2 separate regions of the Mus musculus genome follow, and region 1 is linked to region 2. A link is a loop called in an ENCODE intact Hi-C map of the cell type or tissue named here. Cell type or tissue: left cerebral cortex. All regions are shown on one strand. Links, peaks and the distances in the headings refer to the core of each region. The heading gives the core; the rest is flanking DNA. Region 1 holds the start of Gm37896 (a long non-coding RNA gene). Region 2 overlaps Ush2a (usherin).

Region 1 (9,459 bases), core at 3,607-6,106, 1.2 Mb before region 2:
ATAACAGCAGCCATTTAATTACGCACGTTGCGGAGCGTGAGTGGTGGGTCTCGTGAGGTCTTTCATCCTCCAAGGTTGTGCTCCGGGCGCCTTTGCTCCCTTGCTTCTGGGTTGGCCTATAATTCATCTGTGGATGATTTGCAACGCTGAGAGAGCTCACCTATCTCTGTGCTCTTACGGAAAGGCAAAATATCCTCAGGAAAAATGCTGCCTCGCCAAGGAAGCATACAGATAGTAAAGACCGTCAAAACACACAGGAAGGGCTAAATCCGGATAAGGAAGGATGTAATTCCTTGAGCTGGAATTTAGACCGCAGACAAGGATTCTTGCAGGAACACTAAGTTTCCTGCCCTGTGGGAGGTCCGAAGCAAACCTCTGGGACCAGACTGCCTTCAAAGGCTGAGCTCTGAGTTTCCTTTAATACCTGGCATCTTTGGTCTCTTTTGCGGAAGTCTAAGTTCTCTCGAAGAAAATCCTCGCTTACCAGAGGTTCAGCTTTATGGATGACTGAACAGTGGAGGTAAAAGAAAAGATTTAAGAACTGGCAGGGTTGTGAAAGCCAGCGTGTATGAGCGGGGGCGGGGTGGGGTGGGGAGGAGAGAAGGAGGAAACCTCTTTTAGAGGCAGAGACGCTATCCCCAGCATCCCCCAAGCAGCTTGTAGATGGGTTTCTTCTGTCTTTTCATTTCTTAGGTACTCTGAGCCTGGTGCTTAGTGATTTCGCCCACACTGCTGCAATGGAGTCACTAGGCTGTAGGGGGAGCTCCTGCCTCCTTGGTGAATTCCGAAGGCTTGGAAGCTGCTTCCAAAAGCATTTAATAGGTGGCAGGGCCTCAGAGGCCCACAGCTGTCCCCTGTCAGAAACGCCCTTTGCTGCTCTGCTCTCTTGGAGAATTCCATTTCTTTCATGTTGGGCTAAAGCAGCCTGAGACGTCTTAAGGTGAAACTCAAACAGTTTAACAGTTACTCATGAGGGTCAGGTCGATGGGGGTTGGATGGAAAGGGGAACAGAGAGCTATGGTTTTAATGGGGCTAAATTTCTCTTGTGGGGAGATGGGAAAGTTCCAGAGACTCATAGTGGGAATGGCGGTCACACTACAAGATGAATATGCTCAATACCACGAAGAGTGTGTGCAAAAAATGGCAAAATGGTAGATTTTTATGGTTCATGTTACCGCAGTCACAAATGTGGAATCGAAGAGACTCAAAGTCTAAACATGTTGGTGGATTAAAATACCGGACTCCTGAAGCAAGGCTATGCTAGCACGCTTAGGGACAACTTTGGAGGCTTGCAGATGGGGTTGAACCTCTGCAGTCAAGCATCCTGCAAACTGAGCCTCTGTGGGAAACACTCTTGGAGAAAGCCGAAACTGCAAATGGGGAACCTGAGCCCTTCAACACGCCTGTGTAAGGCTCTGCCTCCTTATGTGTGTGCATGCAGTACAGGTATGTGTGTATGCATGTTTGAGTGTGTGCGAACACAGATACACGTGTGTGTTTACACGTGGAAGCTCACTATGGATGTCCAGAATCATCTCTAATCACTCTTACACCCTAGTCAATGAGACAGGATATCTCAATCAAACCCAGAGCTGGCTGATATGGATTGTCCCTCTAGGCAACTAGCTCTGGCGCTCTGTTTCCATATTCCAGGACTGATATTACATGTGAGCCCTCATACCTCCGAGTCACTTACGTGGGCTCTGGGGATCTGAATTTCCATCCTTAAGCTTGTATGGCAAGATCCTAACCACTGAGCCATCTCCTTAGCTCTGCTCTCCGTGTCTGTAGCTCAGCTTCCTATACCATAATCTCCTTAAGTATCCTTCCCTAAGCCCCACCAGGACAACAGAATGACTAAGCTTCAGATGTGAATGTGGGTCAGCTAATGCAAAGAGAAGTCAAGTTTCTTTGCAAGGTGGTCAGTGATAAACGGTAGGTAGCGAAACCAGGGAGCAAAGCTGAGGGAAACCAGGGCCCAGAGCAGAACTGTACCCCAATACTGTGCCTCTGTAAACCAGAAGCATGCTCTCAGAAGATAACCCTCAGCCTCAGACCCAGGTTAATGAGGCAGCTCTACTCACTCTTGTATCTGCTTATATTACTCTCACTGATAAGTAGAACCATGCGTGTCAAGGCCTTTGGTCACAGAAATCTTACATTAGTAAGCCTTGGGGCTGCACACTTGGCTCCGGCTTGGAAGGTGTTGGGGTTTCCTAGACACAGAAGATTCCTGTGATACAACCCTCTACCCTTAGCTCCCTCTGGGTTACCCTAAGAACAGGTACCATGGCTCTATTTCATGTTCTTTGCCCTAAAGGCAACCCGGCAAGACCTCTAACATGTGCACCTGGCACTAAACCAGACCTGAAACGGGGGCTGCTAAGACCTGCTGAGAACGGAGAGGAAGAGGAAATTTGAGGATATTCATCCTCCTCTATCGGGCCTCCCCTCTCTTGTTTTGAACTGTCCAGTTCACAAATTGACCAATCACATTCCCACCCCCACACCCCTGCATTCTAGCCTGCCACACTCACCCAAGGAGAAGTTCTCTGTAGGTACTTGGCAGTTCTAGAGAACACAGGCTTAAATAAGAAGTAGCCTGGAGCACTGCAAAGACCTAACAAGACAGAAATACTTGATTCTACTTCCAGCCCAGCCCCCATTGCACCTTGACCTTCAGTGGGTCACTTAGACAGAATCTTTTGTTCACTCATCCATTCGTTCCTTTGTTTGTTTTGTTACAGTGACTCACAATGTAGCCCAGGCGAGCCTAGAATTCACTATCTTCCTGCCCCAACTTCTCCAGTGAGATTAAAGGCATGTGCCACATGTAAATGTGCAGAGTAAATCTTTCAAGTGTGTTTTGTTGTTGCCAGTGTTTGGTTTTGTTTTTCTTTTTTGAGACAAAGTATCACCCGGTAGGAGGCCAGGCTAGGCTTTTTTTTCTTTATCCTCCCTCCCGAATGGCAGGATGATGGTATGTATTCCCATGCTGGGTTTGAATGTTGTTTTGTAGTCAGATAACAGATACAGACAATTGTTGGGATCACAGTGAGAAAATTTTGTCAGCTTTTCTAGAAAACTGTCTGAGGAAAATGCACACCACAGCGCCTGGAGATTATTCTCCTTTGACCCCCAGCAGTGTCAAAACTTTGGGAATTATCACTATAAATATGCAGTGGCTGGCCTCTAGGTACTGTGTCCTCTGTCCACCTCACACTGTGATGTTCCTATCAAGGTGTCCTGTGACTGCAGATGGAGTCCTTAGCTTCTCTAAGCTCAGATTTAAATGCTGCTCAGATTCAAATCCATCTCTTCCTCCTACTGAGCTCTGTCACCAAAGCCCATTGGCTGGGAGGAAGCTCTCGGGGCTGTGCTGCCTGCTCTGAGAAGCCCTGATCTCCTTGCTACCTCTGAGCTGTCCGCTTGCTGCCTGAGGAGTGAGTTCTTTCTGTCAGGTCAGTTATCTCTCAGGACCACAGCTCTGATTGCATCTGACATTGCTACAGAGTAGAGGTTGCTTCCACCGTAGTATCTTGAACACTCAAAAGGCTCTGAACTTGTCGGAGGAGCAGACAGATGGTGCTCAGAGACTCCTCGGAGCTCTCTCCTACCCCATGCGTGTCCTAGCCTCCGCTGACACTCCAGTACCTTCCACCATGTTCTCAGTTAAAAGGATACTGATGAGAAGGTGACTCAGTGGTCCCTCTGATGAGCTAAGATTCATTTCCCAGACCCACAAGATATAGAAGGAGGGAACTGACTCTGGCAATTTGTTCTCCATGTGTATGTACATAGTGCCCCAACACCCACAAATAGAATCTAAAATAAGAGACATGCCTTATTAGTCTAGTATATAAACAGTCTTCTTAGGTCAGATGGGTGGCTCATACCTGTACTCCTACCACTGGGGAGGCTGAGGCAGGAGGATTGTTGAGAGCTGTAGGCTAGCCTGTGCCACATAGTGAGTTTCTAGGCCAGCCTAGACTGCATAGTAAGATCTTGACTCAACACCTCAGAAGTAAATCACCTCAAATATACAAAAGCTGCAGCTAAGTTCATGTTATACGGGACATTTTAATGAGTTTTTGAGACATTTTTGAACCCTTTACCTTTGGCAATACCAGTTAACTGTTTTGTGGGTTTTGAGTTGTTTCTTACACACCCAGGGAAGTCCATGAGAACAGCTACCATGCTGTATTTTGTAATCAGTGAACCCTAGAGTTTAGGGTGGCACATGAATGATAGCTACAATCTGTAAGACTTGGAGAGGGGAGAAAAAAAACCTTCAGAAGTACGCATCTTATAGAGTCTTAAGAACTAGAGCTGCCCAAAGAATGCTCTTAATCACGCTATCCAACTTTCCTCTCCTTTAGATCACAATACTCAATGTGGAGGAGGGAAGGGCAATCCTGAGCTTTCATTGGGCATCTCAGCAAACTACCTTGGTCTGACAGCTCTAGAAATTCTATTTCGTTCTTTTCTGTGTCCCCAGAGGCAGTTCCGTATAAGGTGGCATCGACACACAACTCCAGAGAATGCAGCTGATTACACACCAAACTTTATTAACCAAAACACAGAGGGTTTACATGACAGAAGCAACTAAAGGGAGAGAGGGCTTATTCTGGATCATAGTTTGAGAAGACAGTCTGTCACGGGTTGGGGGAGGCATGGAGACCAGGAGTGAGGCTGCTGGTCACAGTACATCTGCAGTTGAAAAGCAGAGAGAGGTTTGTGTTAGCCTGCTTTCTCTTTCTTATTCTGATCAGGGACCTAAACATGTAATGTTACCATCCACACGGCAGGGGGCGCGCTTCCTACCTCAGCTATCCAATCTGCATGCTCCCTCACAGACATGCCCAGGGGATTGCAATCTAGGTAATTTTAAATCCCGTTGAGCTGCAAATCTATATTAATTGTCATAGTCACCCATTTTGGGTTTTCTTCTGGGTTAAAACACAGCCGACACATGTCCACCATAGAAAGGAACACACAGAGTGAAGTCATTTCTGCACACGATCTCCCCCACAGCACAGCAAGACCCACTGAGGGATAGCTTTAAATTTTCGCTGATAACACTCTCAGGCTAACCCAGTGCCTGCCATGACAGGAGTACTACACTTGTTTATGAGTGGGAGAAGAACAACGGCATAGCGGACTGTCCTTCAAAGCTGTGCTGCAGCGTGTGGGACCTTCTAATCCTCTCATCTCCCAGATTCGATTGGCACAAGAGGAGGTAAGGATCATTAGAGTGACGGGCATGCCTGCAAGAGCATCGCCCGCTCTGCCCTACCCATACACTTAGGTTTAACAAGGGAAGGAAGTGTGAGAAAGTGCCCGAGGAACACGATGTGCAAACGGAGAAGGAGAAGATTAAGATGAAGGAGGCTGTTTTCTGGCATGAAGACCTGTGCTCTAAGTGTGGTTGTTTATTACGAATGTTGGATGCACCAAATGCATTATCCAACCTTCAAAATGAATAATTTACAGTGGGCGCTCTGCACTGGGTTTGAAGGCAGCAGGGTGATCCTGGAAAACAGGCCTGAGAGTGCATCTCAGGTCGAGTGGGGGTTGGGAGTGGATTTTCAATGTGAGTCTGCTGATGCAGATTCTGACTGTGAATCTAGATGCGAATTCTAGATGTCAGGCAGCCCCCACAGAGCACCCCTTTGTTTGAATTGTGATGTCATACATTACGGCCACTGTATCTTTTATCCAGGTACACAGGCTGATGTAACCTCCAGCTGAACCCTCTGATGTCATGAGCCAAAATGGATTCTTTCTACCTTAAATTGTCTCAATTAGATATCTGTTCACATAATATGACACTTTTCTATAAGAATCTCATAATATATATGGAATTATACATAATATCATCACAGAAAAAATTAGTATGTATTAAATGCATTTTCTTAATTTTAAAAAATGATTTAATTTTGTTAGTAATTTATTTGTGTGGAGGGACACTTGTGCATGATTTATGCATGTGTGACATGTGCACAAGTCTAGGTGAAGAGGCCAGAGAAGAATATTCGATGCTTGGCTGTATAACTCTTCTCCTTATTCTTCTGAGACAGTGTCTCTTACTGAACTTGGAGCCTGAATTCTCTGCCTAGATGGCTGGACAGCAAGTCCCGTCTAGTCTTCTGTCTCCACCCTGACCGGTGCTAGGGTTATAGAAATGTGCAGGTAGGTCTGGGTGTGTTGAAACTTGGGTCCTCGTGCCTAAGCAGGACACATTTTCATATAATAAACCACCTCCCAAACCATCTTAATGCTTCTAATTAGACATTTGTAAGAAGATCAAGTGATGGAATGCACTTCAGGCTAAGCACCACATACATGGTAGCATGAGTGTGGGTGGGAAGCCCGGGGAGTCTTTTTAAACTTTGTCAATATGAGAAGGAAAACACTCATGCAAAATAAAAGCTGGGGAGCTGAGAATGAGGCTCAGTTGGTAGAGTGCCTGCCTAGCACGAAATAAGCCCTGGGTTGAGCCAGGTGTGGTGGTGCACGCCTTTAGTCCCAACACTCAGGAGGCAGAGGCAGGCGGATTTCTGAGTTCAAGGCCAGCCTGATCTTCAATATGAGTTTCCAGGACAGCCAGGGCTACACAGAGAAACTCTGTCTCGAAAACAAAAAACAAACAAACAAAAAAAAATTAAATTGGTTTAATGCTTAGCACGACGTAAACTGTGCATGGTGGCATATACCTGTAATTCCAGCATGGAGATGAAGGCAGGTGAATCATGAGTTCGAAGCCATGCCTGGCTACATAGTGAGCAGCCTAACTCTGTCTCAAGAGATAACAATGTTGAAGTAGCTGAAAATGGTATTCTTAATAACTCCCATTAAATAGAGGTCTAATGCACGATGAGAATTCTTGTAAGAACTATACAACTAGGACTCCAATTCAAATTCCCCAAGGACTAAGCTATTATTCTCTTTAAAGTTATTGTGTATGTGTGCATTAGTGTTTTCCCTGTATGTTTGCCTTTGTATGAGGTACATGCATACAGTATTGCCAGAGGCCAGAAGAGGGCGTCAGATACCCTGGGACTGGAGTTACAGCCAGTCCTGAGCCAGTATGGTATCTAGGCTGGGTTCTTTTTAGTAGTGTGCAACCAGGGCTTTTAATCACTGAGCCATCTCTTCACCCAGGAAGATCACCGTTATTGGGACATAGATGTTCGAAGTAGAGAAACTAGTAGTTTTTTTTTTAGCACCTCTTCTTCAGAGAAGATACGGTTAGGAAACAGGAAATTTAAGGTCAGCCTTTAGATGAACTCAAAAGGCAAAAACCACCTTGATTGTGCAGGTCAGCCCTACTTTAAAAGTCTTGCTCCTCACCCAGTCCAAATATGTGTATATTTGGGGAGTTCCACCATCCTTGATAAAACCATAAGCCCTGGTTCCCGGCATCCCTCAGCGTTGCTTATTTTTACTGATCAGTTTTGGAAACATTTAATGAGAACAGGATGATACGCAAAGCAGCCATGGTGGAGAATTTTAAGAGTGGACATTTAAAAATTTTTGTCTTCAAGGCAATTTTCAAATATGAAAAGGTATAAAAAGAGATAAAAACTGGGAGCAGAGTGAGGTGCGGGCAAGGAGCAGAAGCGCTGAGTAAGATCTAGGCAACTTCTCGCTTCCAAATCGGAACCCTTGGCTCAGGCACGGGCCACTTTTAACTACTGTCTGAGTGTACAGCCCAAGACAACTTTTACCAAAAAGCCTGGGGCAGACAGACTGGGTGGGCTGCTGCTAAATCCACAAACCCCATGTCTGGCCCATCAATCCAGGGTGTTGTGTCTTCCCAAGATATCTCAGACACAACTGTGTTGGCAAGCAGGCTGCATATCTAAGTTGGAACCATGGGCTGGCTTGACTGCTATCTCCAGGGTGAGCCATCTTCTCACCTTTTCCCCTCTCTGCCTTTGCAAACACCAGGTTCTCCTCTCAGCAGCTAAGGGATGCTTTCTTTCCGCACTTTCCTGCTAACCTCCGTGGGCTTTCTGAGCTCCAGGCCTCCTGAGCGGAGGGGGACAGAAGCAAGTGTAGACAAGATTGATCTGCCAAGTTCTGAGTCTCTGAGAGTTAGTCCTCGCAAGGCTCTTTCCCCAGGCCTGCTGAGTATACAGGAGAGTGAACACAAGGCTTTTATGTTCTTCCCATCAGTCCTGTTTTTGAAAATTAGTGTATCATGGCAGTTTTTCTTGTTTTTGTTTGTACCTAAAATTTCATCTCAGTGAAATGAGTAAAAATCTTGTCTTCAATGATCTTGACGTAAAAACACACTGTGTCTCTTCTGCTCAGCAACAGTGGGCCGAGAACTTGGAAGAATACGAAATGTAGGAAATAAATTGATAGGGGACCGAGGAGAGGGGTAGTGGTTAAATAATTTACTGTGCAAGCATAACTTCAGAGTCCTAGAAACTTACATAATAGCCAGTGGGCATGGCAGCCTGATTATAATCCCAGCCTGGGAAGATGGAGACAGGGAGCTCTCTGAGAGAGCAATCTGGGTAGCAAGACTAGCCATATCAGTGAGCTCTGGGTTTGATTGAGTGACCCTGCCTCGATGAGTTGGGGTGGAAGAGCTAGGAAGGAAGATTCCTAACATTGATTTCATGCCTGCACATTCATATGTAACCCTAACATGGAAACATGCACATGCCTTCACACGTATGTACACATACCCTGCACACACACACACACACACACACACACACACACACAGAGAGACAGAGAGAGAGAGAGAGAGAGAGAAGGAGAGAGAGAAAACAAAAACAAAATAACAAAAATCTAGAGAGACGAAACGCATGCAAAATACATCCTGTTGTTCTTGAGGGATCTGCGTGGAGAGGCCAGTGGATGGGTGTGGCAACACGAGAAATAGTCCCATGCGCACACCCACGTGGCAAGAGCAATGTTCAGGAGACTAAACCTGCTTCATACAGATTCTGAAAGAGCAGGACCAGAATAATAAGCCTCACAATAGCAATCACTGAAGTGGGCATTGCTTATTAAGTGCTCTCTGGGAGGAGAATGGCCCTGGGTGTTCTCTAAGCCTCTGATCTGCTGCTCATCACCACCCTGCTGTCTAGCATTTTCTTATCTCTTTCCCAAAGCCAAGTCTCCGAGTGGTTGACTCACCTGTCCACAGTTATCTTGTGAACATTTGTGCTCATGTCTTTGTGAGTTCACCATGTTGAGTATGTCTCACCTGGGCCTGATTCAACACTTTCCCTGGAGGCGACATTTTGGAGAGTCGAGAGGGCCAGTAACATCCACTGGACATTGGTGAGGCAGGCACTAGGTCCCTTCTAACCTTCAGCCACATCAAGCTAGAGAAGCTGTTTGGCTGAAAAGAAGGTTGAAAGTCTCCTGTCATCTCATTCATTCTCAGAGACCCAGAGAAGTAAAGGACTTGGGTTCCACACCACATGCCTTAGG
Region 2 (9,459 bases), core at 4,646-7,145:
ACAGGAGTGAAGATCAGGATGATGCCCGAGGAACCCTGATGTCTCCCTCTGGCCTCGATATACGTGACTCCTTGCCCATGCACAAGCACACACAATAAACACACACACAAAATTGATAAGTAACTAAAGGTAAAGTCTATGTCACATTTCCTTTAAAATTCTAAGAATAAGCATTTTAGAACCGTGTATGTTTTAGAGACAGTTACATTTGAGCAAAAATATATATATATATATACATATATATATATATATTTACATACATACATACATACATACATACATACATACATACATGTAGGTTTTTTACACAGGACTCATTACTATCTATGTGACCATTGATCCTGTATGTCGTCTCTGTTTAGACATGAATGGCTAATGCTGAAATGTTGTAACTTTTGTTCCTTTCCAGGTGGAAACAACCAAGGCAACTAAATGGAATTCTGGAGCGCTACATATTATATATTTTGAATCCTATACATAACTCCACAATGTGGAGTGTTGTCTATAACAGCACAGAAAAACTCCAGGCTCACGTGCTCCACCACCTTTCCCCTGGGGGTCTATACCTCATCAGGCTGAGAGTAAGTCAACTTAGCTTCTGTCCTTTCCCTTCATCTCATCTTCCCTCCTTCCCAAATCAAACAAACAAACTAACAAAATATCACAAAGCCTGATAGCACAGAATTTATACTGAAAATTCCCCTCACAGCCTGAAGGTGACGGTTGATTAGCTACATGCTTAGTTTGTATTATTTGAACGAATAAAATAACCATCTGAGTTAGGAGATTTTCCTAGAAATATGGAGAGATGCTCAGAACTAATATTTTGTTATTTGTAGGATATTATAATTGTTGAGAGCTTTCCCCAAAATGCTTAGATTAATAAGGTGGTTTCCTGTGGTGTGTGTATTCATTTGAAAAACTCCTCACAGTATGAATTTAGATCTTGTATTTTTAAATGAAGATTCAAATGACCCCAAGATAGTCTTGATTGTTATTTCACTGTGATTTATATTAAACTTCTCAGAAGAACAGTCATTTGATGAAACGCCAGAATCAACAGTTTAGAGCTTTCCTTGGGAAGAAGGTGGCATTTTTAATGCTAAATGGCACTTCTGCATAGGAAGGTCTTTTAAAAGACCTTGATATTGTGTGGAGTTTGTACTCCCATTTCCTTTTGCTTTTTGATGAAATATAATCTTTTTTTTAAGTTTAATAGCACATCTGAAAATAACTGAATATAAACATGAGGTTGTCCCTATTTGTTTTAAACACCCTCTTCATTTTATGGCAATACCTATATGAGGGTATTTGCTTTGATAAATGCCATAGAAAATATTCTGCTCTTGATTATGAATAAATTTACATTTATGTAGACACTGTGTACGCATTCATTTTACTTAACATGCTGGTGAATGCTCAAAATATTATACCATGAGAAAATAAACTGCATCCCACTGTTGTTAACTGTCTGCCTTGACAGCACAAAACAAGGGCAGGCAGACAATGTGAGACCCTGTTCTGAACGTCCCCATGTGCCTTGCTGCTCAGCACAGCATGTGGATCTGGGAAGTGACAGTTCGGGTTACTTCAGTCACGTCACCGAAAAGCTAAAAAGTGGACAAAGTTGATTTTCAAAAGCTAAGAAATAGTGAAGCCCACACTGTTTTCAAAATAGCTGTACACATGAAGACTGTTCAGTCTCAATTGCTTGGAAGCAACCAAGATTAAACAGAACTTGTTGAAACTTGGCATTTTATCAGGAGGTAAGTGGTGTTAAAACGTTCCGTTCCTAAGGCGATTTTTAGGATACACTGTGCAGTCAATCAAAATCCACTTTAATAGCCTAGAGTTTTTAATTTTGTTATAACTTGAAAACTAAGTACCAGTGACTTAGTGGTCTGTTCCCTTGAGTTTTAATTCAGATTTTCTTACTGCTTAACCCAAGGCAAGTGTACACCTCAACTTCTTCTTTTTTTTTTTTTTTTCAGGACAAAAATTAGGGCATTAAATGTAATGGTTTTTAATGTCTTTTTGAGAGAACTAAAATTCTGTGATGCTGAAAAAGTATCCCCAAATAATTACAATATGTGTCGTCTTGATGTCCTTGTGCCTTAAAGGTTGTCGTGAAGGCAAAGTTGCTCATTCTCTTTTTAATTCCACCATATTTATCGGGGCAGAAAAATACCCTAGCACATTTTTCAGGAAGTATCCAACTAAAAGTTTTTCTGTTTGTTTGTTTTAACTTAACTCAGTTAAGCAGTAAATTAAATGAAGCACGACATTTTAGGTTCATCCCGGTTAATTGATGGATTATTGTATATTTCACAGTCTCAATATAATAAGTAGCTCTCAAGGTCATTAGATAAGTGGCGGAGAGCAGGTGTTCAACAAGGCATAGTGCCCTTTATGGATTGTTTTAGTGCGTTGACTAAGTGCTTGGGAACAGAACATGCAGACACCAAAGCCCTCCAGTGGCCTTTGAAATAGAGGAAGATCCACCGGGGATTTGAACCCGTGGGATGCAGATCAAACACATAGGCCACAGAGCTATTCCATGTCACTCCACTTAATGCTTTCCCGAGACTGGGCTATAAGCCCTCCAGATGCAGAAAAGTTGCACCTTCCCGAGTCCTCTGTGCAGAGTGCAGACAGTACCTGCTGGAGAGAAGGCGCTGCAAACACAGCTTGCGTGGGAATGGATGAGCAACTACCAACTGCAGTCACTCAGGAAAGAGCCTGGGACTCTGAATACTACTCCATGGTTTCGTGTAGAATGTTGGTATTGGAGATGTGCGCTCCCGCGGCCTGAACTCTGCATGCACTGATGTTTGTGTTGAAGTTTGTTAGGTCTTAATGGTTCCTAATAAATTCAGTAATTTAACAGCTATGGAAAGATGGTATTAATGCAGGCAGGGGATACTATTTGAAAATACTGTTTGTCACGTGATGAATGCTAAATAATGGAAATGGTGAGGTTGACTTTGTGTGTGTGCGCATGCGTGCGGGCGTGTGCGTGCACACGATTGTGTCTGTGTAGGAGCAGGCATGTGTGCATGCATGTGGAGCCCTGTGATCAGTGACATCTGCCTTCTCTTTCTCTTGACTTTATCTTTGGAAATTGACTCTTTCCTGGTAGAAGCCCTCAGGCCTCGCCTGTTGTCTAGACTGTTCAGCAAGCTCCAGAGATCCTCCCCAAAGTACCAGGGTTAGAGACGTGCAATACCAAGCCACCTTTCTATTGGGTGCCGGAGATCTGAACTCAGAACCTCATGTTCACATAGTGGGCACTTTACCAGACAATCTCTCTCCCTAAGTCTTAGGCTCCACTTCTCGGGTAAAAGACCAGTTGTAGCAATTGTGAAGGGTTTTTTATTTATCTGTTTGTTTGTTTATATTTTTCCTTCATCCTTTAAAATACCCTACATTCCCTTGGACCCTGCTTATCTGAAAACAAAATACTAGGAAAAAAAATAAGAATGCTATCTTTACTAGTTCCTAATAGTGATTATTTCAAAAATTGTCTCGGTAATTAGATTATATACACATTTTGTTGTACCAAGAAAAGGCTGTTTAGATCAGAAGTTACAGAGCTATTGAGGATGGTAGCACAACACTGTGAGCTTTGTTTTCAAGTGTCTGTGATTGACTAAAAACTAGGAAATAGGTCGAAGCAGCTTACTACCTCGCGGGCTTTCACAGTCCTCTCTGTTTTATAAAGATGTCTTCAATCAATCCAGTTATTTATTTATTTTCCTAAGTCAGAATTTCAATCAGCGTTAGACCAATCAGATGCAAGTTTAAGAAGAGTCCTCTAGATGCCAAAGCTGAGATCAAGTTGCGAGACTTTCAGCAGCTGCTTACACCCCTGTCTGACTGGCCAGAAAGAGCATCTCAGCCACTCCAAGCTGCTGCTTCGCCCAGCAACCAGTTTGCAGGTTTCCGATGCCCGTCCAGGGAACAGTCCTCCCAAAGAGGACATTGTATTTATTTTAGAAAGCATCATAAAATTCTCAAAGGAAGGCCAATTTTAGTTTATGCTCCATTTAAATAAATGCAATAGTATATGTCACATAGCATAGTGTTCCTCTGGAGAGAGGTAACGGGGAAAGTCCTGGACTGTGAGCACAAATGAGAGAGAAAATGGTAGCAATCAGAATTAAGTCTCACGTTGTGATCGGTTTAAGAAGCATATACTGCCATGTGCTTTGATCTAAGAGATAAAAACCTGAAAGTACAAATGAACATATTCCCTCTCTTTGAGAAACGGGGTGGACTTCCGACAGGTTTGCTTTGATAGCTCAGACACCACACATGGCCCACTTCCTGGATCATTTCTGAGACTTGTAGCATGCAGGTTACAGGCTTGTATTCTCACAATGAAATGTTCTGGCAGCTGGTTCTTGGGCCAGAGGTGGTTTCTTGCAGCAGGGTTTGGCCACACGGCTCGCCGATTCAGCCTGATTGGCCACACGGCTAGCCGATTCAGCCTGATTGGCCACACGGCTAGCCGATTCAGCCTGATTGGCATAAGCTCCATCTTGAAGAGCACTAGAGTTCTTCTTTTGCATGTATCTGTGTGTCCTGCATCAGAAACTCAAGGGAAACCCACAGAGTCTGCCTAGGCGTCTACTGTAATGCAGCTGTGTCCATAGATGATGAGCACACTTGTCTGGAACATGCTCGAGCTCATGAGAAGCCATTCTGAAGACATGGGTTACTGCTGCCTTTCCCCTCCCCCTCTGTGTGTATGTGGGAGGGGGAAATGTGTGTATGCACTCATACAGAGATCAGAGGTCAGCTGTGGACACCATCCCTCATATGCTATCCACCTTGCTTTTTATTGACTTAATTATTCATCTCTACCCAACCCCCTTTGTGTGTGTTGTGTGTGTGTGTGTGTGTGTGTGTGCACGCATGTGTCTTGTATGTGTGGGAATGTGGTCGGGTCATGTGTGCTTTCCACTTTATTTTGCAGACAGGTTCTCTGAGTTTGCATTTTTCTCCTACTGGCTACCCCGTGTCTGCTCTGAATGCTGGGGATACTGGAGAAGTTTGTCTGGGATCCAGACTCAGGTCCTGTGGCTTGCGACACAGCTGCTTAACTCACTAAGCCATGTGCCACAGAGTCACCTGGTTAGTTTTGAAAGAGTTCTCTCACTCTCCTGGAGCTGCTCTCGAGTCTAATGTGGATCTCTAGGCTGTAACATAGGCCAGTTCTTCCTGCACCCTGGGTCATTTTGTGCTTATTAGAAGATGAACTCTCAGGTCTTCAAAAACAATCTAATTAAATGTTGTCCTTCATTATAGAAACAAACATAGTTGGGGGCAGCAGAGGGAATCTTATTTTAGTGGAATCCAGAGCTCCCCCTGTGAGTTGCTTCTCTTCACCATTCATGTAAGCTTTGAGAGCCAGGCCTGAAGTGCTTTTCTCTGTCCCGGCTTAGGTGTGTACCGGTGGGGGCTGCACAACAAGTGAGCCCAGCCAGGCCCTAATGGAGGAGACGATTCCAGAAGGTGTGCCAGCCCCCAGAGCTCACTCCTACTCACCAGACTCCTTTAACATCTCCTGGACAGAGCCTGAGTATCCGAATGGTGAGTGAACTCTTTTAGCCTGAAGTTAAAAACATGATTAGCAAAAGTAAATTAATATTCTAAATGGCAGCTTATATGTGGTACTTAATTTTTAATGATCATTTTAGCACATAAAATACCTGAGATACTATCCCTGTAGTTAGGGAGAGTGAGCTTTTTAAGCTAACATGCAGTTTTGGTGGCTCAAAAGTGCTCCCTCTTGATGGCTCTTGTGTACTGCACGCCACTGTTTAGTGAGCGCTAGGAGAGAGGACAGGGACAAATGCAGACTCTGGGAGAATGTAGCTTTGAGAGTGACTTTGTCTTTAGTGACTTTCCCTTTTCAGCGGCCATGAGCTCTTCCTTGGAGAAGTAGAGAGGTGGGGAGGCCGTGTACACAGGGTGTTTCAAATGCTTTTGAGTTAATAAATTTATTTGAAAAGAGGCCACTCAGAACTCATATTCCTTAGAATGCTATTTATAAATATTTCAACATGGAGATTTAGACAATATATGCATTAAACATGCATATACTTCTACTTAACTTAAGGTGCACTGTGTTCATATGTGATGTAGGTGTCCTTGTGCTGTTAGAGAGTTAAGAGCGATCCAGTTAAACACCTCGAAAACAAAGTCTCATTGCAAAGACATTTAATAGGGTTTCTCAGACGCTGATCTATTTATAACGGTTATTGGAGATATTGTTAAAATTTATTAAACATAGAATTTCTGTTTAGCTCTGGCAGAATGAACAGTCGATCAAACCATGTCTCTCTTTGTGACAAAAATCAAAATACATTACTATTGTAGAAACTGCTGTTAAATAACTCAGTGCTAAAAATAGAAGTGGCTTCTGCAAGCATAGCCAGAAAGAATAAAGCAAGACAAAAACCTTGTAGTTTTATCAGATTGACTCATGTTTACTATGAATTAATTACACTATTTCCTCTTAATTAAACTTTTAGCCAGTGAAATAGCTATCTTTGAGGTAATGGAAAGAATTGTGGTAATTAGAAGGAGTGATTCTTTCTGCTACTGAAGAGTTGAAGCTACTCTTGTATGGTTTCAACTTTCTTAATAAAAATAAATGATATCTATAGAATACTATATTAAGCAGCCAAAATCCTTGTCACACTTCTGACTCCACAAAGAAATCTGTCTAGTCCGTGAGTGTCAGTGAAATGTTACTGGTTTGTTCTGATTGGATGGTTGCTAACCTGCTAACCTGCTAACCTGGTTTGCAGCGAGCAGGGCTGTCTTCCAGCCAGGTAGTTGTCACTCAGTCTTCTCCTGCCCTGTGCTCCTCCTGGCTTGCCTGCCCTTTTCTCATTTTTGAGGGTCTTCACTTTATATTCTGTTCATGTGCAAAGCATTTGTTAAATATATCCAGTGAGCAAGAAACAAGAAAAATTTGGATAACACATTTATGATAGCATAATATGTTTAATCTCATTAGAACTTTCTATACTTTTATAGTGGGGCAATGATTAAAGGGGTTGTAGAGATTTCTCAGTGGTAAAGACCACGCCTGCTCTTCTAGAAGACCTTATAGGTTAGCCACAATGTCCTTCCTTGAGTTTAGCATCCCCTCTTATCTTGACCACATGTTCTTCCAATGCCTTCCTCGTGACACCTACATCATTTGACCTGAACTTAATGATATTTAATTATCTGTCCAGCACTGCCACAGGTGACCAAATACATGAGTCATCCCAGTAGGAAGTCTGAATAAGTGATATGACTCTTGTTAGGGTCCAAACTTGGTTTATGCACTTGTAAATTGTGATAACTGCCCTTGCAGGCCCCATATCACTGTAGCAAAGAGACATTTTCAAATGATGCTGAGTGTTATTTTTCAAACTGGACTACTGGAACCTTGTTGACAATACTGATTTAAGAATTTGATTCTCAGGCTCCACCCCAGGGGTTTAGACAAGTGTCAGAGAGGATGCTGGGAAATGTTAATAAACTTACCCTGCTGACATTTCTCCTTGGGGCACTGCATTAGTTACTTGTGTCCTTGCTGAGACACAAATCTCAGGAGAGCAGCTTGCAGAGAGAAGGCTTCATTTTGAGCACAGTTCCAGGGACTCGTTTTTCATGGTACGCGATGGTCATGACAGTGGGAGCTAGAGGCAGCTGGAGGTGAACAGCCACACTCAGCTCCTTTCTCTTCGGATCTAGTCTGAGACTCCAGCCCGTGGAAGAATGGCACTCACAATTAGGGGGATTTGCCCCATGTCAATTAATACAATCTTGATCTTCTCTCCCAGGCATGCCCAGAGGCTACACTGATCTATGTAACTCCTCACAGCCCAGAGACTTCCCATATAGGCAACTCCAGAGCCCATCACACTGACAATGCAAATGAGCCATCCCAGGTTCCAATTGCCACCTTCACTGCTTTCTGTCCCATCTGAAACCCAGCATGTCCTCATTGGTTTTTCATCCTGTCCCCTGTCTCTCTTATGTCACATGCCACCCAGCGACACCACCCACTTTTACTAGCCCCAAACCTTGGCTTTTACCCATGGTCACTCTTGACTTCATTGTATCCTCTGATTTCTCTTGCAGGAATGTCAAAATGAACTTGAGGTATCCAGTTATATGCACAGTCAAAAGCAGAGTACAGATCTCTCTATATTTTTTATTCAATCCAGGGCCTAGTCCACTAAATCACAGCACCCATATTCTTGGTGGGTCTTCCTACATCAATTAACCCAATTAAGAAAATTCCCACAGGCAATGCCATCTACACAATTCCTCAATGAGTTTATTTTCACAACCAACCAAGATTAAGTTGACAATTAAAACTAGGCAAAACACACGTCAAAATAGTTGTACTCCTGTAAGAATTTAACAATCTGTTACTAAAGACTTACACAGAGTACCATGAAGATGGGCAGGATCATGAATCAGAAGCTATGAAGGCAAGTTTACTTGGGTCCATGCTTATGTAGCCTCCATATATAACTCAAGACTACCTACCTAGGGAATGGTATCGCTCACAATGGGCTGCTCCCTTATACATCATTTAACAGTCAAAACAAGAGCTCATAAGAGATGCCCATGGGACACTCCAATCAGGGTAAACCCTCAGTTAAGACCCTCTTCTCCAGTGACTCTAGACTATGTCAAGTTGACAGTTAAAGCTAAGTATGATAGTATTTTAATTCCAAAAATTAGCCCATGAAATTTACAATATCCCCATGTACAGATGTAGAAAATTAGATTAATAAGAATTAAACAATTTGATTACTCAAAATCTAGACAGCTAATTAAGAAGGAAGGTGGTATGAAAATTTTTTTTCTGTGAATAGAAGAAACTCATGATTTTTCCCTCAGTCTACCTCTAGCTTTTGCAGACTTATCCTCAGCATAAGGTTCCAACCAGACCTATGAAAGTAACAGCAAAAGTTTCTCACTCTTTGCTTTTCTTTTTTATTATTTTTATTAGGTATTTTCCTCATTTACATTTCCAATGCTATCCCAAAAGTCCCCCATACCCTCCCCCCCACTCCCCTACCCACCTGCTCCCACTTTTTGCCCCTGGCGTTCCCCTGTTCCCCTGGGGCATATAAAGTTTTCATGACCAATGGGCCTCTCTTTCCAGTGATGGCCAACTAGGCCATCTTTTGATACATATGCAGCTAGAGACAAGAGCTCCGGGGTACTGGTTAGTTCCTATTGTTGTTCCACCTATAGGGTTGCAGATCTCTTTAGCTCCTTGGGTAATTTCTCTAGCTCCTCCATTGGGGGCCCTAGGATCCATCCAATAGCTGACTGTACTCACTTACTCTTAATATCCTATGGGCAAAATTCAAATGCTTACATGTCTGTTGTGATTTTTTTTTCTGGGATTAAGGAAATAATTGTGTATTTTCT

The links. Hi-C counts contacts between places; a loop is a spot of excess contacts. Peaks named below come from ENCODE experiments on the same cell type or tissue, not always from the same donor. Only the 100,000 strongest peaks of a DNase experiment are listed, where the experiment ranks them.
Region 1: it touches region 2 in a loop (2.4-fold over the local background); 4 of 42 quality-filtered maps call a loop at or near these places.

What each region holds. Positions count from the first base shown.
Region 1 is chr1:187,447,577-187,457,035 of GRCm38, forward strand. Gm37896 (a long non-coding RNA gene) reads left to right here and starts at 294. Exons shown (of 3, transcript XR_865841.3): 1 at 294-520. In left cerebral cortex, for the core only: a CTCF peak has its summit at 4,813; a DNase peak (open chromatin) is centred at 4,822.
Region 2 is chr1:188,628,134-188,637,592 of GRCm38, forward strand. Ush2a (usherin) reads left to right here. Exons shown (of 71, transcript NM_021408.3): 33 at 410-581; 34 at 5,448-5,595. Among named protein-coding and RNA genes, the nearest start is that of Gm25095, 9.8 kb to the left of the region's middle. In left cerebral cortex, for the core only: a CTCF peak has its summit at 5,787; DNase peaks (open chromatin) are centred at 5,528 and 5,789.